Regions from separate parts of the Mus musculus genome. Here region 1 is linked to region 2. Evidence: chromatin loops called from intact Hi-C (ENCODE). Cell type or tissue: heart. All regions are shown on one strand. Links, peaks and the distances in the headings refer to the core of each region. The heading gives the core; the rest is flanking DNA. Region 1 overlaps Pak2 (p21 (RAC1) activated kinase 2). Region 2 holds the start of Pigx (phosphatidylinositol glycan anchor biosynthesis, class X).

Evidence for each region. A loop is a pair of places that touch in the nucleus more often than their neighbours do. Peaks named below come from ENCODE experiments on the same cell type or tissue, not always from the same donor. Only the 100,000 strongest peaks of a DNase experiment are listed, where the experiment ranks them.
Region 1: a loop joins it to region 2, with 2.4 times the contacts of the local background. A loop is called at or near these places in 6 of 42 quality-filtered maps.

Annotation. Positions count from the first base shown.
Region 1 is chr16:32,033,040-32,048,354 of GRCm38, forward strand. It overlaps Pak2 (p21 (RAC1) activated kinase 2), which reads right to left. Exons shown (of 15, transcript NM_177326.3): 3 at 11,442-11,542; 4 at 10,814-10,961; 5 at 10,107-10,138; 6 at 8,429-8,536; 7 at 6,760-6,892; 8 at 4,206-4,269; 9 at 1,856-1,904; 10 at 748-860. Among named protein-coding and RNA genes, the nearest start is that of Gm26419, 25 kb to the right of the region's middle. In heart, for the core only: a CTCF peak has its summit at 9,512 (motif pointing right); no DNase peak of the experiment used is centred there.
Region 2 is chr16:32,089,515-32,103,757 of GRCm38, forward strand. Pigx (phosphatidylinositol glycan anchor biosynthesis, class X) reads right to left here and starts at 10,213. Exons shown (of 6, transcript NM_024464.3): 1 at 9,956-10,213; 2 at 7,486-7,549; 3 at 2,830-2,971. The coding sequence starts at 10,055. Cep19 (centrosomal protein 19) reads left to right here and starts at 10,275. Exons shown (of 4, transcript NM_025892.3): 1 at 10,275-10,597; 2 at 13,453-13,530. In heart, for the core only: no CTCF peak of the experiment used is centred there; a DNase peak (open chromatin) is centred at 10,267; H3K4me3 peaks cover 2,099 bases; H3K27ac peaks cover 1,426 bases.

The DNA.
Region 1 (15,315 bases), core at 4,936-12,935, 58 kb before region 2:
ACCCTCTCCAGCCTCTCTTTCTCTCTCTCTCTCTTTTTTTTTTTTACATTTTACAATTTAATAAAACTCAAACACTTGTGCACATTGTATACTTGTAATTATGAAGCATCATGGATACCTTAATTAATTGTAATTATGAAGCATCATGGGTACCTTAATTAATCATGAAAAGCATTATAGTGCCAATAAGCCCTATTTTGATTATTCTTTCTCATTTTTTACTTTCTTTCACTCATTCTTGTTTTTTTTTTTTTTTTTTTTTTTTTTTTTTTAGAATTTATTTGTTTCCTCTTTAAGGACTTGTATTATCTTCATAGAATCTATTTTAAGGCATTTTACTTGTGCTGCAGCTGTGTGGGAACATCAGGGCTTGCTGTGGTAGGGTTTCTGGGCTCTAGGGGAGACATATCGTCTTGTCTCTTACTGATAGTGTTTTTGTTTTTGTTTTTTTTATTTTATTTATTATATGTAAGTACACTGTAGTTGTCTTCAGACACAACAAAAGAGGGTGTCAGATCTCATTATGGATGGTTGTGAGCCACCATGTGGTTGCTGGGATTTGAACTCGGGACCTTTGGAAGAGCAGTCAGTGCTCCTAACCGCTGAGCTGTCTCGCCAGCCCCATTCTCGTTTTTTAAAGACAGGCCCTTATCAGGCCCACCCTGTCTTAACCTCCTAGGCTGCCGTTACAGTGCTATTCACCAATCCTCCGGAGATCTCGCCTTTAAAGAAAACACTCATAGTTACCTGTCCAAGAAGTTAACTATGTTGGGATTCTTTAACTCTTTCATCACCAGAATTTCATTAATGATCAATTCCTTCTTTGGTTGTTTCTGTAAATTAATCTGCTTGATAGCAACCTGTAATAAACATATTTGAAACATCAAGACAGCATTCCTAATTCTCTAACAAAATTACAAGCACCGATTAGTTGATAATTCACATGTACATCTCACAGAGCAAGGCTGTGCCTTACTCACAGAGATGTTTTTACATGTATACAACTTATACACAATGTTTGGTGTTAGTCTAAATTATGCTTGAATTTGTATTTAAAACCTTTTTAACTTGATTCTGTCTGTTTTGCGTATGTGGGTGCACATGTGCCATGGGTACACATGCTGAAACAGGGAACGAGGTCAGGAAAATGAGTGCTCTTTCCCAAGGAGCCATCTCACTGACCAACCCTAGATTTATCTTCAAGTTTACTAACCAACTATATAAAAAATTAATTTTTAAAATTCAAAACTGGTACATATTTTAAAATTATTTATTTGTGATACTAAACATATTCATTCTTTGTTTACCTAACATAATAACTGCTGTGAAGACTTGGCAGATCAATTCTTTTTTTTTTTAAAGACTTATCTATTATTACATCTAAGTACACTGTAGCTGTCCTCAGACACACCAGAAAAGGGTGTCAGATCTCATTACAGATGGTTGTGAGCCACCATGTGGTTGCTGGGATTTGAACTCAGGACCTTCAGAAGAGCAGTCAGTGATCTTAACCACTGAGCCATCTCTCCAGCCCCCCCACCCCCCTGCAGATCAATTCTTATGCCAGCTCTAGGGCTAGGGAGATAGCTCAGCTGGTAAAGCTCTTCCAACCACTGAGATCTGAGTTCCTTCCACCCCAAACACTGCTGTGGTGACATGCACTCATAAAACCTAGGAAAGTGCATGCTAGGGAAGTGCATGCAGGCAGACCTGCTGGCTTCCTGGATAGCCAGCTTCACTTATTTGGTGAAGACAGCCTCTGGTCACTGCACATTCATGATCAAGCATGCATCGATTCTCCTCTTTCCTATACAAAGAGCCAACATGCAAACATGCAGACTTGAACAGTAGCTACCTCTTGCCCCAGGGCCACATCAGTGGCAGTAAAAACTGTTCCAGAAGCCCTGCAGGAAAAAAAAGACAGAATGAAATGCAAGTTCTTAAATGACTGTATTTACACAATTCAAAGATCTCAGACTTTGAACAACTAAAACAAGATTTAACATGTTAGACTCAGAGTTATGCAAAACAAAGAGGAAAATGAAAAGGCAATTCTTACAGCCAAGCCTTACACATGATATATTTCAGACCTATAAAAATATAGAAAAAGCAGCACACACTCACAAACCTACTTCTATGCTTAAGAAAAAAAAGAAGTGGTGTGGTGTGGTGGTGCATACCAGTCAGCCCAGCTCTCAGGGGAAGGAGACAGGGAATTTCAGGCCAGCCTGGTCTATATAGAATACACAGTGAATTCCAGGACAGCCAGGGCTAGGTAGAGAAAGATTGTGTCACACGAAAAAAACAAAAACAAAAAAAACAACAAAAAACCAAACTATCCAAAACAGAAAACAAACCAAAAAAAAAAAAAAAACCCTTTTCTAAAAAACAAAGACCTACAGCAGAGAAAGACCTACGGCAGGGTATCCGTGCCTAGGACCTGCACAGAGTGTGAGGCAGGAGGGCGATGCTGACTCAGTGCTAGTTTGGATGTCAGAGAGTTTGTCTCAAGAAAACAAAACTCAAACCAACCACCAAAATCAAATAATGAACCATGACAAACTTGAGGGCTGCCTCCTACCCTTGTAACAAGACCCTCTGATGTATATGTTCTGTGTGTATCCTGGGTTTGATGTGTGTAGAAAGAATATCTATGTCTGTATGGATGTAGCACCTAATAATAATAATAATAATAATGATAAAAATAAATTTGCTTAGGTAAGAAATATAAGGCGGGACATCCTGGAGGAAAAAGAATTCTGAGAGAGAGCCAGGCAGGAGATTCACCTGGGAAGATGTGAGGAGACAGATGCATGGTATCTGAGTATAGGTAACCAGCCACGTGACAGAATGTAGGTTAAAATAATTGGGTTATCTAAGTTATGATCAAGTCAGAGAAAAGACTAGATATATGATCAAGGAATTTGTAAATATATTTGGAGTCTGAGTCTTTTTCTGGAAGCATGGGGCTGGAAGGAAGAACCAGACCCTAACCTTACAGATGGGTACCATTCCTAGGCCATTTTTTTTGAACTTCTAATCACAAAAAGACATGGGTATGTTTCTTAAGAAAATATATTTGACTTTATTTTTAAGCTTCACAATATTTTGTCTCATGAATTTCTCTGCAATTTTAACACTGGATTTATAATTGTCATTTATACACATAAGAATTGCTTTTGTTCATTCATCATTATTACTATGTAACTTATCTATTATATGTAAAAATACAAAGGTTAAAAAAAGCCAGAGAAATAGCTCAGTAGTAGAGCTATTCATGCCTAGATGCATGAAGCTCTCTCTAGGTTTAATCCTCGGCATTGAAAAAAAGGTGATTTTCATTTTCTTTTTTTTTTGTTATTAAAACCAGTGCTACAAATGAGACTTGTAGAGAGAATAAAAGAAAAAACCAATACTGCCAAAAGCCTGCAATAAGTATTTCAATTGTCTTTAAAATATATTATGAGTATAAAATTTCTATCTATCTGATCCCTCACCACCTATGGGAAATGACATACAGCAAAAAGCAATGAAAACTACACACAGTGACACACAACTGTAGTCACAGCACCAGGGAAGCAAAGGATGGAGGATCACTAAGATTTAACTACACAGTGCATGTGGGACAGCCTGGGCTACATAGGGAAACCTTATTGAAGAAGATGATGATGGAGGAAGTAAAAAGGAGGATTAGAATAGGGTCAGGGAAAGAGGGAGACAGGGGAAGAGAGGGCAGACAATGTAAAGCTACTATTAACCAGTGCTGGATTACGCTTATTTTTTTGAGACAGGTCTCACTATGAGCTAAGGCTATTCTCCAACCTGTGGCAATCCCTCAGGTGATGGGTTTGCAAGTGTGTATAATTACAGCCAATTTAGAAGTGCAGGGTCTTTTTGGTTTTTTTGTTTTGTTTTGTTTTTTTCGAGGCAGGGTTTCTCTGTGTAGCCCTGGCTGTCCTGGAACTCACTTTGTAGACCAGGCTGGCCTCGAACTCAGAAATCCACCTGCCTCTGCCTCCCGAGTGCTGGGATTAAAGGCGTGTGCCACCACGCCTGGCTAGAAGTGCAGTTTTATTTTAATATAAATACATAATATACATACAAGTGTGTTATGAATTTACAATCTCCCAGGCAGAACAGTTCTGTGCTCAGTGTCAGAGGGAGGTGCCATAGTGAATATGATGTCAGAAGAGAGCAACACTTACCCTTGCCCAATTTTTTCATATCTTGTGTATTTTTTCTTTGGGTCCCCTATGCTCACAATAGTTCCTGTTTTAAACAAAAATCAGAAATCAGTCAAGCAAACTTAATGCAAACAAAATTTGAGAATTATTCCTTTTAATAATCTACACTGATTATAAAAGTGTTTTTCCATACACCAAGCTTCAAAAATAATGTTTTAAATAATCAATACTAAAGACAAATAATTAGGGACTGGAGAAATGTCTCAATGCTTGAAAGCACAGAACCTGGGTCCAATTCCCAGCACCCACATAGTGGTTCACATTGTCCCAGAACTCCAGTTCCAAGGGATCCCACACCCACCTCTGCCCTCTGCTGGCACCAGGTATGCACTCAGTACACATACATACAACAATACCAAACACACACACACACACACACACACACACACACACACACAAACACACGCATGCGCGTGCAGCTTAATACACATAATTTTAAAGTTGAGAATTAAGAATAAGAAGCAATAAAAGGTGGTTGCACTTTTCCATCAGTTGGAATGTTTGTTAGTTTGAGACAGGGTTTCTCTGTGTAGCCCTGGCTGTCCTGGAACTCCCTCTATAGACCAGGCTGTCCTCAAACTCAGAGATCCACCTGTCTTTTGTTTCCTGAGTGTTGGGATTAAAGCTGTGCATCACCATTGTTGACAAGGTTAGACTTCTTACTCACTTTCTTAGAAATCATGACATTTTAGTATAACCAATTGCTTTGTAAGCCTAAAACTCATGGGGTCCTCAGAACGGAGTGATATATTACTAATTTAAAAACCAAAACCAAAACAAAACAAGGCTAGTCTGGAACTCAATACATAGCTGAAGATAACCTTGAACTTTTGACCTTCTTGCTTCCAACTCACAAATGCTGGGATGCAAGTATTCAGCATCCTAGCCTATTTATGTAATGCTGGGATCTAACATCTCAGTGCATGCTAGGCAAGGACTCTACTGAGTGAGCTCCATCCTCAGCCCTTTTCTTAGACTATTATTTGTTTGAGATAGCCCTGACTAACTCAGAACCTACTTGTAGCCTAGGCTAGCCTTGAAGTCATACCAATACTCCTGGCTCAGTCTCCCAAGTACTGAGATTTCACAGAAGAGTCTTCATGCCTATCTAGGACTTTGATAAACTGTGAAATTACTTACTAACAGAAATAATAAGTGAATAAATAGCAGAATAACCCATAAGTGGCTGTTCAAATGTTTCTAGTCCATCTTCTACTTTTCTGTATCCTTATAAAAACTAAGTAGGGGGCTGGAGAGGAGGTTCAGCGGGTTAAGAGCACTGATTGCTCTTCCACAGGTCCTGAGTTCAAATCCCAGCAACCATATGGTGGCTCACAACCATCTGTAATGAGATCCAATGCCCTCTTCTGGTGTGTCTGAAGACAGCTACAGTGTACTCACATACATAAAAAATAAATAAATAAATAAATCTTAAAAAAAGAAAACTAACCTAAGTATACTGAAAAAGATCTTTAATATGCTAAGAGATACTAAATTCAGAAAACTGTGGAAAAGTCATAATTTAAATTCAGATTTACTATTAGGTCAAATGGGAAAAAAATAACACAGCACTGTCACTTGTTCAAGGTAAGACATGAACATGTGACACTAAGTCAGAGTAGTCTACAAGTCCCCACCGTAAGCCGGCCATTTCACTCTGAGCTCTACAACAAAGTCAAACCCGCAGTAAGACAAAGCTGCAGAGGGAGCCACAGCAAAGAGGATGAGATTACTGAGCCATGACTTGATGGCAGTAGCACTGCCCTGGCTTACTGCTTGAAGTAGCAGCTTTCCCAGGAGAAGGATGTATTTCTACGAAAGGCTAGGGTACAAGCAGGTTCACACTTTATAATAAAGTACTGAAGAATAAAAGCAGTAACTTTATGACTTAAACACTATCTACATGGAGTCTTTCCCTGACTCGCCCGCCCTCTTTTTCCCGCTTCCTCTTCATCCTCCTCCACCACCCTACCCCCACCACAGCAGTGAGTGCTCCTTGGAGCTGCTGGAGATTTACGAGCAGATATTATTGTTACCTTTTAATGTGTGACCTAAGGAATCAATGGTGGGTTGTAAGTTAAAAGGAAATAAAAGACCCTACCCAGTACACACTTTATGCTGACGTACATTACAGAAGGTCACTTTCTTTAGGAACATTTGTGTGTTTACTGTGTTGTGTACGGAGATCAGAACACAGGGATTGTTCTTTTCTTTCTACACTTGATCCTAGGGATGGAGCTCAGGTCGTGAGACTTGGTGTTGTGTCCTTTCTCTCAGAACTGTCTTGCCAGTCCGTAAGAGACATTTTTATATAGGTTTGTACTGAAAAATTGTAAATGTGCATACAAACATACAAAGCCCCTTCCCCTTCGACAGAGTTTCAAATTATGTCCTTTCCATGTGGTTGGCAGGGATCAAAGTTTTGCACACACTAAGCAAGTGCTCCCAAGTGAGCAACAAATATCCCCAGCTCTGGGACAAATGTTTTTACAAAAACAAAGGACAGACTGCATACTTAATTTCTCCATAATCTCTTCATCGGTCATCTTGGCTTTCTTTTTCTGTTTGTCTGAAGACTTGGCACCACTGTCAACATTAGAATCACCAACTGGAGCAGGAATGGGGTCGATGACAGACCGTGTGTAAATCTGCAGAGATATACATGATGAGACTTACTTAAGAAAAAACATTTTCAGATGATCTTGGTAGCAGAAAATTCCTTGTTTCCTCCTCCCACTGTTTTGAAGAATGGGAACAGTACAGTCACACAAGGAACACACAGCTAACAGGCACAGTGGTGCATGTCTATAAGGCAACAGGTATAATGTGGTACACAGATATACGCATAAAATAAAAACCCTAAAAGAGCAAGCTAGGCATGGTGGCACACACTTGTATTTGGGTGCTTGAGAGGCAGAGTCAGAGGTCAGGAGTTCCAGGCCAGCATCAGCTACATAGTGAGTTAGAAGCCAGCCTAGACTACATGAGACCCCGGCTCAAAATGAACCCCAACATAACATACTAAGAGAAAAGAATAGGGGTTTTGATATTGAAATAACTGTAACTACCTGCCCTGTAAATTTTACACAAATTCAACATTTCCCTTTCCTTTCAAGCAGCCTGTCCTGAGGGAGAAAGAATAGTCGTCTATCCCTGCAGCAGTCAGAGCCGCCTGCTGAGCCTGCTCCGCCCCGCGGCAGCACGATGTCTGCATGCCATCTCCCCACAGCGGAAAGGGCAGTGCTGGAGCAGTTCCTTATTGCATGGAGCCACTCTTAAAATTCTCTCAGTTGGTGAGTAACTTCAGTCTTAAATAATACCTCTTCATTGGACATACAGCCCTTTGAGAACAAGATTAAAATATATAATCCAGGGAACAACAATGATCTAAGTTTTAGATATAATAGTAACCTATATTGAGAAACCTAAAGAAATAAACACTCTTTAGAATGGGGGAAAAATCTAGAAAGGAAAGCCTCATGAGTTAAGTATTTTAACTTTTGAAGAAGCTGTTAATTTTCTGTTTGTTATTTGAGAGATAGGGTCTAGCATATTAGTATGTAGCTCTAGCTGGCCTGGAACTCTCTAAACCAGCTGGCCTCCGACTCACAGAGACTACCTGCCATGCTGGGATTAAAGTTGTACACCACCACACCCACTCAGGACATTATGTTTCAAAGTTGTTCTTATGAATTTTAATTTACTTATTGTGTTTTATATGTGTGCACACACGTCCTAATGTGCACGTGGCAGTCAAAGGACAACTTGCAGGAGTAAGTTCTCTCCCTCTACAATATGGTCCCAGGGATTAGATGCCAGCTGTCAGGCTTGCTGGCTGAGGCATTTCATCAGCTCCAAAAAGCAGGTTCTGAAAAATATCTAAGTTTCTCCACAATACACGGGTTGTTTGTTTGTTTGTTTGTTTGTTTTTGGTATTTCAAGACAGAGTTTCTCTTTGTAGCCTTGGCTGTCCTGGAAATCACTCTGTAGACCAGGCTGACCTTGAATTCAGAAATCTGCCTGCCTCTGCCTCCCAAGTGCTGAGATTAAAGACGTGCACCACCACTGCCCAGCCATAATACAGTATTTTAAGCTCAAAGGCCTTTTAACATTTTGACAGCAAGTTCAAACACACACCAATTATTTCAAGACACAGAGTTGGGGGTCATCAGCCTGTCACTCACTGATTTTGTATGATCTGGCCGAGGGGCAATGACGGGAGGAGCAGCGTCTTCATCATCATCATCTTCCTCTGTCACTACAGCTGATGTCTCTGACCCCTTGGTGTTCAGCTGCATTCATCACAGCAGCAAAGAGAGGATAAACCAATAACATCAAAGGTTAACATGGGGCTCCCCTATAAAAACAGTCTTAAAAGCTTATTTCTTCAATAGCTAATATAAAAACTACCAAACTTCACTGGTTCCAATACAACCAATTAAAAAGTAAATGAATATATACGGTGAGTATCATTTCAGTGGGAGGGGACTCTGCTAATGACTGATCCTGAGGTCTGTGTATGGTGTGACTGCTCTACCACTGAGCTACGTTCAGAGCTCCCGAGTACACTGGGGCACTATTCCTGCCCTTTACATAAGCACACACGGTGCTCTGTTAAGTAAGCAATCTTCTTAAGACCAAACTGAAGGTTCTCTGGACTCTGTAGACATAAACCTCATTTTGAGGAATTTAAGAGATCCAGCTTCACCAGTTAACAAAGCAAGAAAAGGAGCTGACAAGTTTTGTTTTGTTTTTTAAACTATTTAGAATGTGACACAATTTACCACACTCAGAACGGTACTGGTAGGGGTTATGGGAGGAGAGACTATGCCATCCAGTTCACCATATTCAGGTTCAATCTGGAAACAGTGGAAGAGTAATTAAATTGCACTGGAAGCCATTATAAAGATTAAACTGCCCAACAAGCAAATCCTATTTACTTAATATGGTTTCTTCAATTAAACAAATGGCTAACTTTAAAAAAAGAAAGAAAGAAAGAAAGAAAAAACAAAGAGGTATTTATCTGATGGCTAATTTTACTTTATTTTTGGTTTTTTAAGATACGGTCTTGCTAGTCACCCAGTCCTTCAAATTCACAGTGATTACACAACCTTGGCCTCTTGAGAGTTGGGGTTGGAGACATGGCTACCACATTTACACTTGATCTTAGCCAAAAGGCAGGAAGCGATGGCTACCACATTTAACTATTTAAAGATGTATTTATTTTATGTATGAGTACATTGTTGCTATACTCAGACACACCAGTAGAGGGCAACAGATCCCATTACAGATGATTGTGAGCCACCACGTCATTGCTGAGAACTGAACTCAGGACCTTTGGAAGAGCAGCCAGCGCCCTTAACTGCGGAGTAATCACTCCAGACCCTTGTTTTTATATATTTACCAAGCAAATTAAAATAGACTTGTTCTAGGCAACTGTACTGGCTAGTTTTGTGTCAACTTCACACAGCTGGAGTTATCACAGAGAAAGGAGCTTCAGTTGAGGAAATGCCTCCATGAGATACAACTGTAAGGCATTTTCTCAATTAGTGATCAAGGGGGAAAGGCCCCTTGTGGGTGGGACCATCTCAGGGCTGGTAGTCTTGGTTCTATAAGAAAGCAGGCTGAGCAAGCCAGTAAAGAACATTCCTCCATGGCCTCTGCATCAGCTCCTGCTTCCTGACCTGCTTGAGTTCCAGTCCTGAATTCCTTTGGTGATGAACAGCAGTATGGAAGTGTAAGCCAAATAAACCCTTTCCTCCCCAACTTGCTTCTTGGTCATGATGTTTGTGCAGGAATAGAAACCCTGACTAAGACAGCAACCTAAATCAGAATGCAAATTATAATAAATTATTAACTTACTGCTGGTGTTCCAGAAGGGAAGCCATCTTTCTCTGAATGTGAAACAGAAAAGATATGTATTACCAAACTGAGAAAGAAAAGTGAACTGGGAAATCACACACACACACACACAAGCAGACAGGGTTTTGCTATGTAGCCCTAGCTGACCTGATATTTGCTATACAGTCCCTGCTAGTTGTTGTTTCTCCCCCTACCCCCATCCCTATTTTAGATTTTATTTATTGCATGTATAAGGTTGGGCGTATCCTTGGCTGCTGTGGAGCTAGAAATACAGACCAGTATGGCTTTGAACACACAGAGCTCTGTCTACCTCAGCCTGCTGAGTGATGGGATTAAGGTGTTTTCCAAAACGCCGGATGGATGGCAAAGCACTGTCCTGTCAGAGCTGATTTATGTCACAAAGTCACTTCCACTACAGCCTACTCACAACAACCATCTCAAGCATGACCTTGTCTATACATTTAGACGCTTTGCCTTCCATTGCTGGAAGTCATTTAAAAGCATCATAGAGGAAAAGGTTAAATAAGCAAAGAGCTCAAACATCCACCAACTCTATTTCTGGCAAAATGATAAGGTTTATATAATCACCAGACATCAACACTCTCTAAAGGGCAGATTTATGCAGGAGAGAAGGAGCGACAACAGCTATACTTCCATTGTTGATTGTCCCAGAAGGAATCTTTTCTCACCACCGTCTGGGGTCTTACCAGGAGGAGTGAAACTCAGGTACTTCTGTTTCACAGTGTTGGAGTCGTAGAACTTCAAGACATCCAGCACTGCCTGAGGGTTCTTCTTCTGCTCGAGTTTGGTAATGTTGGAGGTCTGCAACAGCCGCGCCCACTGTTCTGGCATGCCCTAACCAAAAGAAACCCATAAATGAGTTATGGTTTAATGCTCGAATAAAAACATTTCACAGACCAATGACAATGCCTGCACAGCACATGTAATGGAAGGCTGTGAGCTGCTGTGTGGGTGATGGGAACTGAACCAGGTCTTCTGCAAGAGCAAGTGCTCCTAACTGCTAGGCTAGCTCTACAGCCGGTACTTACTTACTTTTGAAACAAAGTTTCAACTATATAGCTCAGCCTGGCCTGAAACTCTGAAAACAGTCTGAGTTCCAGTTGCCTTAGTTGCCCATAGCTGCCTCAGTGTTGGGATTACAAAAGTACAGTAGTTTTTATTTTGTTTTTCAAGACAGGGTTTCTCTGTGTAACCCCAGCTGTTCTGGGACTCACTCACTCTGTAGACCATGCTGGCCTCAAACTCAGAGATCTGCCCACCTCCCAAGTGGATTAAAACTGTATTCCACCATGTCTGGCCAAAAGGTAAACTTACAGTGAACTCTCCCGTAACAGCATCAAAGCCAACATGGATGGTGTGCTCAAAATCAGATGGGGGAGAAATCTCTGGCCGTTCTTTTTCTTTCTTTTTACTTCCTGGGGGATGGGGGAGAAAATTATCTCTTTAAACAAGGCTATCTATGGCACTTATTACTGTATTTGTAAGTTCTGAAACCAATTATGAATGAACTTATGATAGGAACTGATTGATATCGACATGCACCCTGCTGGACACAATTTACGGGCGCCACTTGTGAAAGCGACCATCTTTCCCTCCCTCCTCCTCCAACCTGATTTTCTGAGACAGGCCTCATTCTCCAGCCCACATTGGCCTCAAATTCAGGGCAATTCTCCTGTATAGCCTAAGAATATTAAGGTTGAATACATGAGCCACAATACCTGGCTTACACTTTTCTTTTCATTACAGTCTGTAAATATTACATCTTTAAATTACCGAACTCTCCTATAGTTGTACTGTAAAAAAAAATTACAACATTCTTGCAACATCAGTAACATTTTTTGCACATTCAAATACATCAATTCCTTCTCCTCCCCAGTCCTCCTCCTCTAATCTGTAGCTCTTAAAACCAAGGATCTATTTCTGGATGCTCTGCTCTCTTAAAATCATCTGTCTATCATTATGCCAATCCTGTCTATCTTGATTACTGTCATCCTTATAACAAACAATCAAAGTATAGTCTACGTCCTTTTTTTTTTTCTATATGAAAATAACAATGTTTCACATTTCTACAAAAAGCCTCCTAGGGCTGTGACAGGAATTGCATTAATCTATGAATCTACTTAGAATTTATATACATCTTGCATTCTGATCCATGGCCAACCACAAATCGTGATTGCTGGGAATTGAACTCAGGACCTTTGGAAAAGCAGTCAGTGCTCTTAACTACTGAGTCATCTCTCCAGCCCCCAGCCTGTTCGGTTAATTTTAAATACTCCTACTAAGAATTATTTCTCATTGTTCTTTGATCACTGTTTTCCTCTGATAATAATGTTTTCTTTTTAAATATCTATCTATCTATCTATCTATCTATCTATCTATCTATCTATCTATCTATATATCTATATATCTATTTATTTATTATATGTAAGTTCACTATAGCTATCTTCATACACTCCAGAAGAGAGCATCAGATTTTGTTATGGATGGTTGTGAGCCACCATGTGTTTGCTGGGATTTGAACTAAGGATCTTTGGAAGATCAGTCGGCGATCTTAACTGCTGAGCCATCTCACCAGCCCAATAATTTTCTTGTTTCATGAATTTGTCTTCTTTCCTTAAAGGTTATGCTGTGTATACATGTATGTTGGCTGAGTTATTTGGCTTGTTGGTTTTCTACTTAAGTGGAATGCGTCTTTTAAATTTCTATTTAATAAAATTATAGATATTTGGATATAGATTTTTAGCCTTGGCTAGACTTGATTTCATTTAGTAGTCCAGGCTGGTCTCACAGGCATGTGTCATCTGGTACTCCCTGTTGCTCTGGGCTCTTCTGTCTTCGAATTTTCTTCAGATGTCTGGTGACTCTTTGCTGTCCACTTCTACAGAAAAACATTACACAACTAACTGGAAGACAAGCTAGATCAAAGATGAGGCCAGGGTTCAGTGTGTCAGAAGTGCTTTCCCTAGGGAAACCTTCCAATGTCTGGTCTGAAGGTGGGACAGGCAGAAAGTACTCTGAAAGCAAGGCAGACAAAACAAGTCTTGTATGATGACTTGGACCAAATCTTTACTTTTTATTCTGATGCTTCAACTTTCTAGATTTTCCAAGGAGAACATACGTATTGCCTGCTAGTGGAGTGAGATGGTGAATCCTGACACATGTGATTCTACTACAGTGCTGTCTGAGAGTCTGTACATACGACAGTAATAAACATGCCAGCACATGCTTTTCTTTGCTCACAATGACACTACTCATCTAGCACTCACAGGAAACAATACCACTTTTTGACCAGTAATGACACATTTCTGAAAAATGTCCATACTTCCTCTAGATCCTCCAGGTACATATATTTATCAACAAGAGATGTGGCAAGAAGGCAGGTCACATCAATTATGGAAAGGAGTAGAGGGAAAGTAATTATTAAGCTTTCAAAAAATTTTGTCTTTACGAAAACACACAATTACACCTTCCCTATGCAACCTTTCATTTTCCACAGACTGACTAGAGTAATCGGAGGCTAGAACTTCTAGTTCTCTTTTTGTCCCTGTACTTACACTCATACTGCAAACAGGAGAAAGTATTTGCTGGCTATACACTAATAGTTTAATTTGTATACCGTTTTTGTAGAAATGACAGAGAAACAAAACCTTGTGTATTAAGAAAAACATTAAAAAAAAACCAAAAACCCAACCCTCCTCCGAAGCTTTTCTCCTGGGAACTTCCTCACCACTTCCCAATGTATACTACTGGGAAAGATGCTATATGTCCTTCATCATGGGTATCTAGTCCAACATGGGCACCAACTTCAAGCTACATAAACCACACTGTCCCACACTGTCCTAACATTCCAGCCAGCTGTTTTACAGGGTGACTATCTGAGTTCCAGAAAATCACCATAGTTGTGGTGGCCAGATTATAAATAAGGGAGGCCAGCTGGTATGGACAGAATGTTTCATAAATGTTAAGGGCTATAGAAAACATTACAGGAAAACATGAACGTGACTGAGCAGCCCAGAGATGTACCAAGATATATTATTAGTCCAATCAAATAAAAATGACAGGCAAGCAAAGTGCCTCAGTGGGTAAAGATCCCTGCTGCCAAGCCTGACGACCTGAGCTTGATCCCCTGGACACCCGTGGTAGAAGGAAAAAACCAACTCTCACAAGGTGTCTTTTGACTTCTACACATGCACCCTGATTCAAAGCCACTTGCATGCACACAGGCTTAGTTAATGTAAATTTGTTTGTTTGAAACAGTACCTCTCACAATATCATGCCCTGGCTGTCTGAGAACTCACAGAGATCTTCCTGCTTCTGTCTTTGCTTCCTGAGTGCTAGGAATAAAGTTATGTCTCCACTCCTGGCCTTTTTTTTTTTTTTTTTTTTTTTAAGATATAATTTCTCTGTATAGTCCTGGCTGCTATGGAATGCTTTCTATAGACCAGGCTGGCCTTAAACTCAGAGATCTGCCTGCCTCTTGAGTGTTGAGATTAAAGGTGTGTACCACCACCACTGACCAAAAACAAGGAGGAGGAAGAAGAGGGGAGGAGGAGGAAAAAGAGGAAGAGGAAGGAGAGGGGGCTGGAGAGATGGCTCAGCAGTTAAGAGCATTGACTGCTCTTTTAGAGGTCCTGAGTTCAGTTCCCAGCAACCACATGGTGGCTCACAACCATCTGTAATGGGATCTGATGCCCTCTTCTGGTATGTCTCATACATAAAATATATAAATAAATCTTTTTTTTTAAAAAAAAGAGAAGCCGGGTGGTGGTGGTGGCACATGCCTTTAGCCTTTAGTCCCAGCACTTGGGATTTCTGAGTTCAAGGCCAGCCTGGTCTACAGAGTGAGTTCCAGGGCAGCCAGGGCTACACAGAGAAATTCAGTCTCGAAAAAAAACAAAACAAAACAAAACAAAAGAGAAAAAGAAGAGGAGGAGGAAGAAACCCTAGATTTAGTGACGAAATATATTCATGTTTAAAAATGTAAGTCCATTTTCCACGTTTGCTTGTCATAGACCATGGAAAATTCTTGAATCACTTCTGAAACCTATTTAATAACAAAACGGCAGCAGTAGGAAGAGGCAGTAAAATCCCAAGTCACATGTTGACATGAAATCTTAAGGCCACTGCCTTTTTCTCCATGTCACCTAACTGAAGTCACTGTGAAGAACAGCCTCATCTGAAGTTGAGC
Region 2 (14,243 bases), core at 6,244-14,243:
CCTGCCTCTGCCTCCTGAGTGTTGGTGCTTCAGGCATGTGGTACCACAGCTGGCTTTGGGTGCATTCTGATATTTGAGAATCTGTAGTGTAATAGAAAACAAAATTATTGCAGATATCATAAGCAAGAGCTAGTGAAATCCTGTATTATGTATTTATTTAGCAATATTCATGTGACATACACAAACACACGCACACACATATATGTGAATATACACACATGTACATCCGGGGATAGTGGATGTGCGTCCCTACCCAGGGATATGAAGACTGTATCTGGATGTGTGCACAAGAGTGCACACACACCCTCATGCACTCCTCCCTTCTCTTTAGATTTTCTTTTTTTTTTAATGGCTTGGGCCACCACTGCCTGACTAATTTTTATATTCATTTTCTTTTAAGATTTATTTATTTTATATGAGTATACTTGACTCTGTCTTCAGACACACCAGAAGAGGGCATCGGATCCCAATACAGATGGTTGTGAGCCACCATGTGGTTGCTGGGAATTGAACTCAGGACCTCTGGAAGAGCAGTCGGTGCTCTTAACCACTGAGCCATCTCTCCAGCCCCTCTTCAGATTTTCTATGCGAAGTTCTGACACACCCTGGAGAAACCACAAGCATTAGGTTGCAGCAAGCATTATAATGTTCCTATTTGGCTGTGACAGCAAAACCTACGTGCCTCTTACATGTCCTTTCCCTCCTACCCACAGGAATAGCAACCCACTAGCAAATGTCAGGGTTATATACAGACATGAATCATTAAGGGACCTCAGAAGCGACCACGTTAAACCACTGTCTCAAGAAGAGATTTACCAAATATTCAGCCACTACTTTAACGCTTAATGGCCACAAGGGAGCTCATTACTTTACAGCTCATTCTACTTACTGTTAAAAGGGTATTTGTTTTCCTAAGTGGAAACTTTATGTGCTGGCCTATAATAATACCAGTTGTTCTTGCTTATGAAGTTGCAATAATTCTGTTCCCTATTACACAGGCATCAGATCCTCCAGGAGCTGGAGTTTACAGGCAGCTGTGAACTGGAAACCAAAGGGCAGCAATCACTGTTACCACTAAGCTATTTCTCAGCCTCTTCATTTGCTCTTTTTTTTGTTTGTTTGTTTTGTTTTGTTTTGTTTTTCGAGACAGAGTTTCACTGTGTAGCCCTGGCTCTCCTGGAACTCACTCTGTAGACCAGGCTGGCCTCGAACTCAGAAATCCGCCTGCCTCTGCCTCCCAAGTGCTGGGATTAAAGGTGTGCGCCACCATGCCCGGATCATTTGCTCTTCTTAAAGAGGCCTAGCTGAGATGTATGTGTGTGTGTGTGCGCACTTGCACACACATGCACTTGCACATATACGTGTAACACACCATGTGCACATTTGGGTACCAGGAGAACAACCCCAAGAGTCAGCTCTTGCCTTTCAGCTTATGTGGGACATACTGCCTAGCTGGACTGTGAGCCTCTGGGGGGTCACCTTCAATCCTCTTCTCTCTCTCCCTTCTCTCCACACAAGCACCTGGATTTTACATGAGTTGTGGGGACTTGAACTCAGGTCTTCATGTTTGTAGAGCAAATGATTCCACCCACTGAACCTTCTCTCCAGACCCTTATTTACTTGAGGTCTTTCATCTTTCTTATATATTCAGTCATTCAGCACTATGAGTTTCTTCCTAAGCAGTTTTAGCAGCAACCTACTAATTGTGACGTATTTTTACTTTTCTATAATACACTATTTTTCATTTCCCCTATTATGTTACTAGCCACCAAATACTTGAGATCTGGAAGATGTCTTGAGGACCCGAGTTCAGCTTTCTTTTCTTTTCTTTTTTTTTTAATATTTATTTATTATATATAAGTACACTGTAGCTGTCTTCAGATGCACCAGAAGAGGGAGTCAGATCTTGTTATGGATGGTTGTGAGCCACCATGTGGTTGCTGGGATTTGAACTCAGGACCTTCTGAAGAGCAGTCAGGTGCTCTTACCTGCTGAGCCATCTCACCAGCCCCCGGTTCAGCTTTCTAGAACCCATATAAAAGCCAGACCAGTCCTGCTCTCTGTAACCCTGGAGCTGGTGAGGGATGGGAGGGGCGATAGGTAGATTCTGATCTGGCTGGTCAGTCAGTCTAACCAAAAGGACCACGCCCCAGGTTCAATGAGAGGCCGTGGCAAGACTAGCAGGTGTGTCCTTACAGAGGCAGGTGGGGGAATCACAGGGGTCACGAGGGGAGGAGCAGGCTTTTAGGTTCAAAAGCCTCCACAACCCTAGTGTGTGCTCGGCCTCCTGCTTGGGTATGAGCCCTCAGCCTGCCATAGATTCTGGAACCGTAACTCCAATTAAACTTCCATTTGTAAGTTGTCTTGGTAATGGTGTTTTATCATGGCAATAGGAGAGTAATAAGAGACCCAGCCACAAATCAGAAGAGGGAGAGATAGAGGACACATCCCATGGCAGCCTGTGGCCTTCACACATGCACATACAGTACACAAACACAGCATACACAGGAGCCAGTGTCTTTCCTATTACCCAAGCTGATCGCTCTTTATTAACCTTCATCTTCTCAGAGACAGAGACACACATGTATACATTAACTTGCTTAGTCACTGGCCTATGAACTATACCCCTGCAAAGCATTCAACTCCCTCAGGTTGGCTTGGTCCTGACAACTGTCACTCATTTGTTGAAGGATATGCCTACACTATTGCAAAAAAGTACTTTAAGAACTGGAACAAAACTACAATGTTGCTTTATCTACCATCTTACCTTAATCCACACCATAGTGTTCCTATGTTAATTTCTCTACAAAAGTTCCCCAGTATCTGTACCTCTGTTAAGTTCCTTTCTCGTAGTGAAGCCAACTCATAGGGATCCACAAAGAGTCCTGGTGGAATGTAATGCTTAATTAGGAGCCGGCAGGTCTGTAGGTCCTCAATGCTCTCTCCAAATTTCACTTTTATTAAAAGGTCTCTGTAAGATAAGGATATTTAAAGTAAATCTTCTCACTCAGTTATTAAATAAAAAAGATTTATATTACAGTCATAATATAAATATAGACACTATATTTCTAATTCATTTTCTAAAAATAGATTATCATGTCAAATGAAATACTAATAACACAGGAGATCACCCATTAAATGTTTCATAACTCATGCCATAAAGCCACAGCAAAGTGCTAGTGTGAAAACAGATGAAGATCAACATGAAGGAATAAAATCCAAAAGTAGTCACACCTATGTTAATATGTCCCAGAGAAGGACCTGTAGTATGATTGGTGGGGAAAGCAGTGTCTTTCAATAAGGGTGCCGACACGGGTTCTCTGTGTAGGAAAAGACTGTTTACTTCAGAAGTTCTACAAGCATTAACTTAGGAATGGAGATGGCTCAGTGCTTAAGAGAGTGCTGCTCTTGCAGAGGACCTGAGTTCAGTTTCAGACCCATGCTAGGTTTGCTCTCATAGCCTGTAACTCTAGCTCCAAGAGACTAGAGGCCTCTCTTCAGGCACCTACACTCACACATTCCCACAGGCCCACATATTCTTGCACTCATGTACACACACCTACAGGCACACACAGCTGCATACACTTACTCACAGGTACACATATATACACACCTGCACTCATATAGTATAGCCACAGGCATGCACAACTGCACACACTTACCCACAAATATATACACACCTGCACACATATACATATACTTACAGGTATCACACACATACACACATACCTGGACTCATGTACTCAGTAGGTACTCATATACATACACACACACATACACACAATAAGTCTTTTTGCTTGTTTTTTGTTTTTCAAGACAGGGTTTCTCTGTGTAGCCCTGGCTGTCCTAGAATTCACTCTGTAGAACAGGCTGGCCTCCAATTCACAGAGATCTACCTGCCTCTGATTAAAGTGCTGGGATTAAAGGCAGGCACTACTATCCTTGGCTAAAATAAACTTCTTTAAAAATTAGTTTAAGCCAGGAGGTTATCTTGAAAAACAAAAATAAAATAAAAAGTTAATTAATTAGTTAATTAATTAAAATAATAATAAAAATTAGTTTAAAATAGGCTACAAACTGGGGGAAGAGGGAACGTACCTATAATTTCTGCTCTTGGGCCAATGCAGAAGGATCTCTGAAACTTTAAACCCAGTTTAGGCTATTTGGTGAGATCTTATCTCAAAACAAGCCGAACACCGACATAAAATAAGGTGTGTAATTGTCCCAGCTCTCTGTCCAGAGGCAAATTCTGGACCACAGTGCAGAGGAGACCCAAGTACAGTATGGTGCTCTGCTTAAGAAAATAGCGAAACAGGTCATGAGAGACCAGAGCGGCTGGAAGCCACGGCATTAAGTCCAGAAAAGAGCTTATATTAAAATTAAATAAATAAAATTTAAAAATCCAAATAGAAATTCTTGGATGCTAAGATGAAAGTCCAGAAGCCTGAGCAAAAAAGTGACCAAGGAGCTGGGAACTAAAGCATTCCAAAACTTCATTCCAGATTAGAAAGCAATCGAGTTCTGACCGGTCACCACATAAAACACAAGCATTCAGTACAGACCCCAACAGGATAAGGGCTTAGAGAAGTTAGCCTCAAAGTGAAGACCTCCGTAACTCTGTACTAAACAAACGAAAGGTTATAGGCTCAATCGGATAAATAAAAGCCTTCTCTGACAGCAGGAAGAGCCCAAGAGTCTCTAAAGGAAGAAAACAAGAGCTACAAACAACAGCGCTTTGACAGGGTCAACATTCATCACACGCTCCTGACCATGTAGAGAGTCAAAACATGAACAACAGCAAGAAAAATACCAGTCACCAGGCGGTGGTGGCTCACACCTTTAATCCCAGCACTTGGGAGGCAGAGGCAGGCAGATGTCTGAGTTCAAGGCCAGCCTGGTCTACAAAGTGAGTTCCAGGACAGCCAGGGCTACACAGAGAAACCCTGTCTCAAAAAAACCAAAAAACCAAAACAAGAAAAAAAAAAGACCAAAAAAAAAAAAAAAAAAAAAAAGAAAGAAAAAAAAAATACCAGTCAACAGAAAGAGGCCGGCACAGACATGCTGTTTCTGTCTCGTCATGTGAATGTACAGTGCTACCTTTAGATCTGGTCAGCAAGAAAGTCACTACCAGGTGTGGCCTCTTGGGGAGGTTAGGAGTTTTGTTTTGTTTTTATTATTTAGTATCTATTTGTCTACTCAACACAAGCTAGGGTCACATGGAAGGAGGCAACATCAAATGAGAAAATGTCTACATCAGATTGGCCTGTGGACAAATCTGTCTTAACTGATGATTGACGTGAGAGGGCCAGCCTACTGTGGGCAGTGCTATCCCTGGGCAGCTGTACAAGACAGCAAACTGTACAAGCCATGTGGAGCAAGCCAGTCAGCAGCACTCTTCTACAGTCTCTGCTTCAGTTCCTGCCTCCAGGTTCCTGCACTGACGTCTCTGGACTGTGACCTAAGAGTTGTAAGATGACATAAACCCCTCCTCCCCATGTGGCTTTGGGTTCACAGTGTTTAATCACAGCACTAGAAACCCTAACGTAAGACATACTTCAACCTTGTACATCCAGAAATAGGAGCCAGAGCAAACCTCTTATCTTTTTTTTTTTAAAGATTTATTTATTTATTTACTTATTTATTTATTATATGTAAGTACACTGTAGCTGTCTTCAGACACTCCAGAAGAGGGCATCAGATCTCATTACGGGTGGTTGTGAGCCACCATGTGGTTGCTGGGATTTGAATGTTGGACCTTCGGGAGTAGTCGGGTGCTCTTACCCACTGAGCCATCTCACCAGCCCCTTTTTTAAAAAAATAACTCGTTTTTTTTTTTTTTTTTTTCCTTTTGGTTTTTCGAGACAGGGTTTCTCTGTGGTAGCCCTGGCTATCCTGGAACTCACTCTGTAGACCAGGCTGGCCTCGAACTCAGACATCTGCCTGCCTCTGCCTCCCAAGTGCTGGGATTAAAGGCATGTGCCACCACCGCCCCAAACCTCTTATCTTTATGATATTATGAAATGGAAGGGCAAGTGTACCTTAAAAGTCATAAAAGGGGCTGGAGATGTGACTCATAGATTAAGAGCTTTTGTTGCTTGTACAGAGGACCAGGGTTTTATTCTTAGCATCCACATGGCGGCTCACTATTGTCCGTGACTCCAGTTCTGGGGTATCCAACGCTATCCATCTTCTGTCTTCCATGGGTACCAAGCATGCATGTGGTACACACACATAGGCAAAACATACATAGAATAAATAAATCTAATAAATTTAATGTATCTGTAAATATACCTAACATGTCCAAGGATTTAAAGATAAGCAGAAACTTACTGAGGGAAAGGGAAGTGATTTGGATAATTATTTATTTTATGTGTGTGTATATATGTGCGGGCATGCCCTTGCCATGGCTAACATGTGGAGGTCACAGGACAACTCGTGGAACTCAGCGCTCTCCTTCCACCATGTTAGTCCTGGGGCAAGCACCTTTACCTGCTGCGCCATTTCACTGCTCAGCTCTGTTTGCTTTTCATTTTTTAAAGACTTAACTATAACTTCAAAAGATGTACAGTAAAATTTCTGAATGCCTAATTAAAAGCAATTAAAGACTGAATCATGAGAGACCAAGGAGTCAGAGCCAGTGAGAGCAAAGTGTGAAGCTGGAGCACGGAAAGAAGAAAGACTAGGGCTGGAGAGATGGCTCAGTATTCAAGAGCACTGACTGCTCTTCCAGAGGTCCTGAGTTCAAATCCCAGCAACTACATGATGACTCACATCCATCTGTAATGGGATCTGATGCCCTCTTCTGGAGTGTCTGAAGACAGCTACAGGGTACTCATATAAATGAAATAAATAAATCTTAATAAATAAATAAATAAATAAATCTTTAAGAGGGAGAGAAGAGGAGGAAGAGGAGGAAGAGGAGGAGGAAAAAGACTGGTATCAAAGAAGAAATAGAAGCAGTAAACTCGAAGTAATAGCACACAATCTAGTAACTACTTAAATGGAAAATAAACCACACTCATAAACCAGGCTGGCCTCGAACTCAGAGATCCGCCTGCCTCTGCCTCCAAAGTGCTCGGGTTAAAGGCGTGGCCACCACTGTAGGCTCGTCTTTCATTTCTTAAAAGTAAAATTACACATATATATGTACACAGTAAGCAATTATTAATCCACCATTATTTTAATCATTTAATCACTTCAATATATGAACCACATATGACAAATCTGTTACTCTGTAACTTTAAGAAAGCCAGGCTCAGTGGCGTACATCTGTAATTCAGCCCTGGGGTGAATGAGAGGAGGATCAAGAGTTTGAGGTTATCCCAAGCTACATGGCAAGTTTGAGGCCAGTCTGGGCTATATGAGACCTCGTCTCAAAACAAACAAGCAAAAAAAAAAAAAAAGAAAAAAAGGAAACAAATGTTCAGTTTATCCATAATTATTAGGCAGTTGTTTAATATAAGTAGAAATCAGTGGGCAACCTACCTGTGGAAACCATCTTTCAAAAATTCTTGCCTTAAAATAATTTCAGAACAAGTGGCCCTTACACCTATAAAAATCAAGACATTACAAATGAAAATACACACAGGGAGAGAAATCTTAAATAGTTAGAAAATAACTACTCTAGTCGGCTTTACTTGCTAGAAAAGTCTAACCACCTAACAGCGCAAGGTAAAAAATTTAAATGTTTACAAAACACATGAAACTCAAGAAGAACAAAGACCAAAGTGTAGACATTTTGCCCCTTCTTACAATTGGAAACAAAACACCCATGGAAGGAGTTACAGAGACAAAGTTTGGAGCAGAGACAAAAGGATGGACCATCTAGAGACTGCCATATCCAGGGATCCATCCCATAATCAGCCTCCAAACGCTGAAACCATTGCATACACTAGCAAGATTTTGCTGAAAGGACCCAGATATAGCTGTCTCTTGTGAGGCTATGTCGGGGCCTAGCAAACACAGAAGTGGATGCTCACAGTTAGCTATTGGATGGATCACAGGGCCCCCAATGGAGGAGCTAGAGATAGTACCCAAGGAGCTAAAGGGATCTGCAACCCTATAGGTGGAACAACAATATGAACTAGCCAGTACCCCCCGGAGCTCTTGTCTCTAGCTGCATATGTATCAAAAGATGGCCTAGTCGGCCATCAGTGGAAAGAGAGGCCCATTGGTCGTGCAAACTTTATATGCCTCAGTACAGGGGAACGCCAGTGCCAAAAAGTGAGAGTGGGTGGGTAAGGGAGTGGGGGGGAGGGTATGGGGGACTTTTGGGATAGCATTGGAAATGTAAATGAGGAAAATACCTAATAAAAAATATTTAAAAAATTTAAATGTACGCAGGTTGAGCTCCATAGAGATCTACTTCTGGCAGTACATCAGTGAGGCTGAGAATCTCTGCCACTGGAGTCGGCTTGTCAGCTTTCCATGATGTAATAGCTGTGCCTCTGAAGTAGACCAGGCCTCTCTGTGGCTGTCCCAGGCATTTAATACATGTAGAAGCAGTCAAAAAAGTGCTCCATACACAAAGGATTTTGTTCATGTGATTTTTTTTTTTTTTTTTAATACAGGGTTTCTCTGTGTAGCCCTGGATGTTCTGGAACTCACTCTGTAGACCAGACTGGCCTTGAACTCAGAAATCCGCCTGCCTCTGCCTCCAGAGTGCTGGGATTAAAGGCGTGCGCCACCACTCCCGGCTTGTTCATGTGATCTTAAGACACTATTCTGGCTCACTAAATCATGTCTGATACGTGATACAGCAACACAGCAACTTCTGTATTCTTATGCCCGTGTCTACAAGTCTGGGAAGATTGTACACTGATACTTTGTGAAGATGTTGGGAGAGGCTTTTTTTTTAAAAAAAAAAAGGCAAGAAAATGAGGGGCACATGAAGATTCAGTGAGTTCACTTACACACTTGGAATAAGCAGAAATCTTCATAAAATGATTCACTAAAACTATTATTACTCAGTGACTAAAAGTTCAAGACTGGTGAGATGGCACCACCTTTGGTTCCAGCACTCAGTTTGGTCTACATACCAAGTTCCAAGAAAGACCATTTCTCAAGTATCAAATATTAAGAAACAAACAAACCCTAAAGGTTCAGTAGCCAGGTACCCTGCTCTAAAACACTGGCAAGAAATGTGTGGGAAGAACATTAAAATAAGAGTGTGAATCACTGATAAACCTGTTACTCAGCAACATGAAGCCAGGAGAATAAGCAGTTGGGAGACGCTTGAGGGTCCTACAATATAAAAGCGAGTCAACAGTTGCTGGGGGCAAACTGCAGAGAAAAAGAGATGGGAGGGGGGAAACTAGTGTTAGGACTGAAGAGCTGTCTGGAAGTCGCTTAGTGAGCTCCAGGGTTGCAGTTTTCAGGACTCACCCATTTTATCTTTCTACTGATGCAGCTTCTTTTGAGTTATCCTTGCTTCTAGTAAGTAGCCCCTCACCCATATTTCTAATAGTAGCCCCAATTAAAAAAAAAAAATCATTGGTTTACCAAACTGGACACTGGTACAAAGGTTACCTTTCTGGAGTGAGCAGGTTGTGCGTGTGTGCGTGCGTGCGTGTGTCCCTGGGAAGTATGTCACACAACACATCACCTCACCCCTTCTCCCATACATGCTGTTTGGGCATTCTCACACTTCGCTGGATGCCGAGGGTTCACTGCCTCTCAGGCAGCACAAGGCATCTTCAGGGGAACCATAAGCACCCCAAGATACTTCGTGGCTTGCTGTACTTGTTTCGTACTTGGGTCACAGCGTGGCCAGTCCCGCCTTGGAAAGACAAAGCCCGGCTCTGAAGCCCGGGATGGGACCCCCAGCAAAGATCACAAGGAGGGAAGGGCGCACAGGGCCTTTGTTGCTAACTTCCTCCGGCCTCGGGTACCCCAGGCGCCGCGGGTGCTCCCCACCTCCGCCCCAGCTCCGCACACACTCGCTCAGCCCCCTGACCTTTACCAGCGCTGAAAGGGGCGTCGCTGAAGTCCGCGGCGAGCCTGCCGACCAGCCAGGCTGCCCAAAGGAGCAGCCAGGCCACAGCGCCGGCAGCCAGGACGCCGGAGCCCGACGCCCGAAAGGGGCGCTCGGGGCAAGCTGCGGTCACCGAAGGAATCTGAGCACGCTGAGCGCGCGCTCACCTTTCCCGATGACCCGAACAGAACTCGGCTAACACTTCCACCCTAGGATCTCCCTACAACTCCAGGTTCCGGAGAGGCCAGCCCCCTGGCCCCGCCCCTCGTCATCCCGGCCGGGGCGGGGCGAGAGGCTGCGCAAGCGCAAATTGAGAGCCTTCTGTTGCCTTGGGAACGATCCTCGGGGCGCCTAGGTGGGCCCTTGGACCGGGCGAGCTGCCTTAGGACCGCACTCCCCGCGCTCAGCCCCGCTTCCTGCCCACAACCGGATGCGTGCGGGCTGAGCCCCCTGCCTCTGAGTTCACCCCATGGTTATTCCTGTAGGCTATGGCTATCGCCGTTTCCTGCAGCGTCAGGCTCCACCTCGCCTCAAAGTCGACCTAAGCTCCTCTGTGCAGTGCAGTAGGATGGAAACCACCCCCTCACTGCTGTTCAGATGTGCACTTCCTGTACTTCTTCAAGGGTAAGTAGGGTCGCCTTGCATTGGTGAGGACATGAATCGGGACCTCAGTATTCCCTTCGGTGTTGTGGGGAACAAATCTCTAGTAGGAAAAGTATATCAGGTAAAAATACATTAGGTAAATGTAATGTCATTCCTCCCAGTGCGTTAGCTGACCTAGTGCTGGTGCTGAACGGCAGGCAGGTTATGGGGTCTCGAAAGTGGGAGGATAGTGTAATATAGCACTACAAACATGCTATTAAGAAATATGGACAAAAACAAAAAAAAAAAAAGGCCAGGTAGTGGTGGTGTATGCTTTTAATCTCAGCACCCGGGAAGTAGAGGCGGTCAGATCTCTGAGTTTGAGGCCAGCCTGGTCTACAGAGTGAATCCAGGGCAGCGAGAGCTTCACAGAAAATCCTGACTTGAAACAACAACAACAATAATAATAATAAATTAAAAGGAAAACTCTTTAGTGAAGACCTTACGTTATTATCGACTCTATTCACAAGTGTGGCCCTTTGCTTATGTTTGTAGACCATATAGTGTCTGGAAAGTTTACTGACATCACACTCTAGTGAGGTGAACTGGGAATAGTGTCTGGGCATTGGCTCAGATCAAAGGCAAAGCCCAGCAATGTGAAAGGCAGCACTTTATTATGGTTGACCTCATAGGAGTAAAAATCTCACATCTGTCAGTAGGGTGAGAATACAGACTGTGATCCTATATGATAAATCTACCTAGCAACCATAAAATTTGCATTTAATACAGGAAACCGTATGTATGAGATAAAACTAAACTGTAGTCTATATATGTATTTATATTTATGCATATATGTATGTGACATACATATAGCTAGAAAAAAGAATAGAAGTTAGATGAACATTTCATTTTCTCTTTCTCTCACTTTTATTCCTATTTTTCTTTTTTTTTTAAGATTTATTTATTTATTATATGTAAGTACACTGTAGCTGTCTTCAGACACACCAGAAGAGGGCGTCAGATCTCATTACGGATGGTTGTGAGCCACCATGTGGTTGCTGGGATTTGAACTCAGGACCTTCAGAAGAGCAGTTGGTGCTCTTAATCACTGAGCCATCCCGCCAGCCCTAAGCAATTCTTGTAATTAAGTGTACTTTGCCACTGAGGGTAGAGATGGAAAGAGAGAGCAGAAAGTATTAATCTGAAAATATCTGGTTTTTTTAAAGATTTATTTATTATTATACATAAGTATACTGTATTATTATTATACATAAGTATACTTCAGACACACCAGAAGAGGGCATCAGATCTCATTACGGGTGGTTGTTTGCCACCATGTGGTTGCTGGGATTTGAACTCAGGACCTTTGGAAGAGCAGTCAGTGCTCTTAACCACTGAGCCATCTCACCAGCCCATGTCTGGGTTTCTTATACCTGGAAAAATACTATAGTAGGACAAATGAGCAGAGGTAAAAGCCAAACAAACATTACTGTTTTGAATGTGGAGAGGCTGATTACCTACAAACCCCCCCACCCCCCCTTTTTTTTTTTTTTGAGAAGTAAGGGACCAGAGTTCCCAAACAGCTGTCCTGGAACTCAGGGCAATCTTGCTGTTTTGGCCTTCTGAGTTCTGAGATTACAGGCATAAGGAACGATGCCTTTCAGATCTGCCATTTTCGCTATTGATCCTTATGTTTCGCTATTGATCCTTATGTTGTCAGCTGACTGGGGTCAGTTTGCTCTAGCTGGATAGAAATCATGAGTAGAAGTTCCCAGGCCCTTGAGTGTCCAAGGCCTGGACTAGCACGTTAGATGATGACAGTTCCAGACACTGAGAGGTAGGGACTTAGGCCTCCTGATTTAGACGCTAGTGACGCATGGCTCTGGGTGCTCAGGTCAGATGCTATTAGCATCCATTTGGCAAGCATTTGCCAGATACTGTAATGCCCCTCGTCCAGCAGCTGTGAGTGCCACCAGAAGACAACATCTGCTGGACTACAGTTGTGACACTCCATTCCTACAATGGCTAGTAGTATCGCTTAAGGCCCGGAAGCTTCCTGAAACTCTTCAGCATCTAGTTCTCATAACTTCCGCTGCCTCTACTCCAGTGTTTCCACTTTGGTTACTTACTCTCTGGGACCTTCTGTTGCCCTCTTGGGGCTTCAACTGCTACTGTCAGGATGGAAGCTGCTACCAGTGTGCCAGTTTTACCATCTCTTCTTCCTTGTGCTGATAGCTCAGTCTGGTCTCCTAACACTAACGATCAAAAGCAGGAAAGAAAAGGCCACTTTAACCGTCTTTTAATGAGCCTCATGTTATAACACGGAACACCCGGAGCAGCACAATGAGGGCGTGTCCAGGTGAGTCCGGAAGTGAGCAGCCAGATGTGAGGCAAGGATGTTTGCAGCAATCATGACACAACCCCTCATGCAGAGGGATACTGTGGTCTGCATCGGAGCCACCACCATGACTGCTCCTCTGTCTAGAGTGAAAGCAGAAGGACTACTAATGCGCACCGAGGCTCCTGCTCAGCATGCTGCTCTCTAAGGCCTGTGCAGGCTGGTGGAGTGCTCGCAGTGATGGCGGTCTTCAGCTGCGCCTATAGTATCCTCGGAGAAACAGAAACAGAGAAAGAAAGAGTCTGGACAGTTAGGAGGAAAGGAATGACTGTCCCACCTCAGGCTGCTATAAGAGAAGGGCCTGTGAAAATGTTGCCCTAGATGGTCTTAAAGAAGCCTCAATGCAAACTAACAATTCTAGCAACAGTTAACAGTACTTCCTATTATTTAACAGTGTGTAACAGCATTTAACTCCTCCCCAATGCCCCAGAAAGATACATAGTAACCTTGCTTGTATTACTACACAGCATTGAACAAGATTACCCTTACTATGTTCCAGACTTGTACTGAGAGCTTAATGAAAATGGACACAATTCCTGCCTTCCTAGAGCAAACAGACTAACAGGGAAGATACCTGGTAAGTAGAACTAACCTCTTGATAAATAAAAGAACTGGTGGGGGTAGGCAGTGGTGGCACATGCCTTTAGCCCCAGCACTCGGGAGGCAGAGGCAGGTGGATCTCTTAAGTTTGAGGTCAGCCTGGTCTACAGAGTTCCAGGACAACAAGAGCTACACAGAGAAACCCTATCTTGAAAAAAAAAAAGAAAAAGAAAGAAAGAAAGAATTTGAAAAGCACAAGGTGATTAGACCTGGTCTAGTGGACTTCTCAACACTAAATGTTTATAAAATCAAAAGTACTGGGGGTGTGGCATAGCCAGTGCAGTGCTTGCCTGTTATGCTTGAAGCCCTGGGTTCCATCTTGAGCAAGCCCTAAACCAAGGTTAGTAGCACATACTGTAATTCTAACACTGGCAAATAGAGACAGGAGGATCAGAAATCCAGGGTCATCCTCCACTCCATAACAAATTCAAAGCCAATCTGGACCACATGAGATACTGTCTGGAAAAAGGAAAAAGTTTAAAGGAACAAAGAGGCTGAATCAGAGATCCTTTAGCTGAAACATCAAATTATTCTGAAGGCCAGCCGGTCAGTTCTTGGGCTCCCAGGAGGTCAGTGTGTAGTCTCTGGTACGAATGCAGCACACTAAGGGGTCCAGGCCGAATGTCATTACCGACTCAGAGATCCAACGAACTGAGTCAAACCTAGACCAAGACTCACACTGTGTAAGGA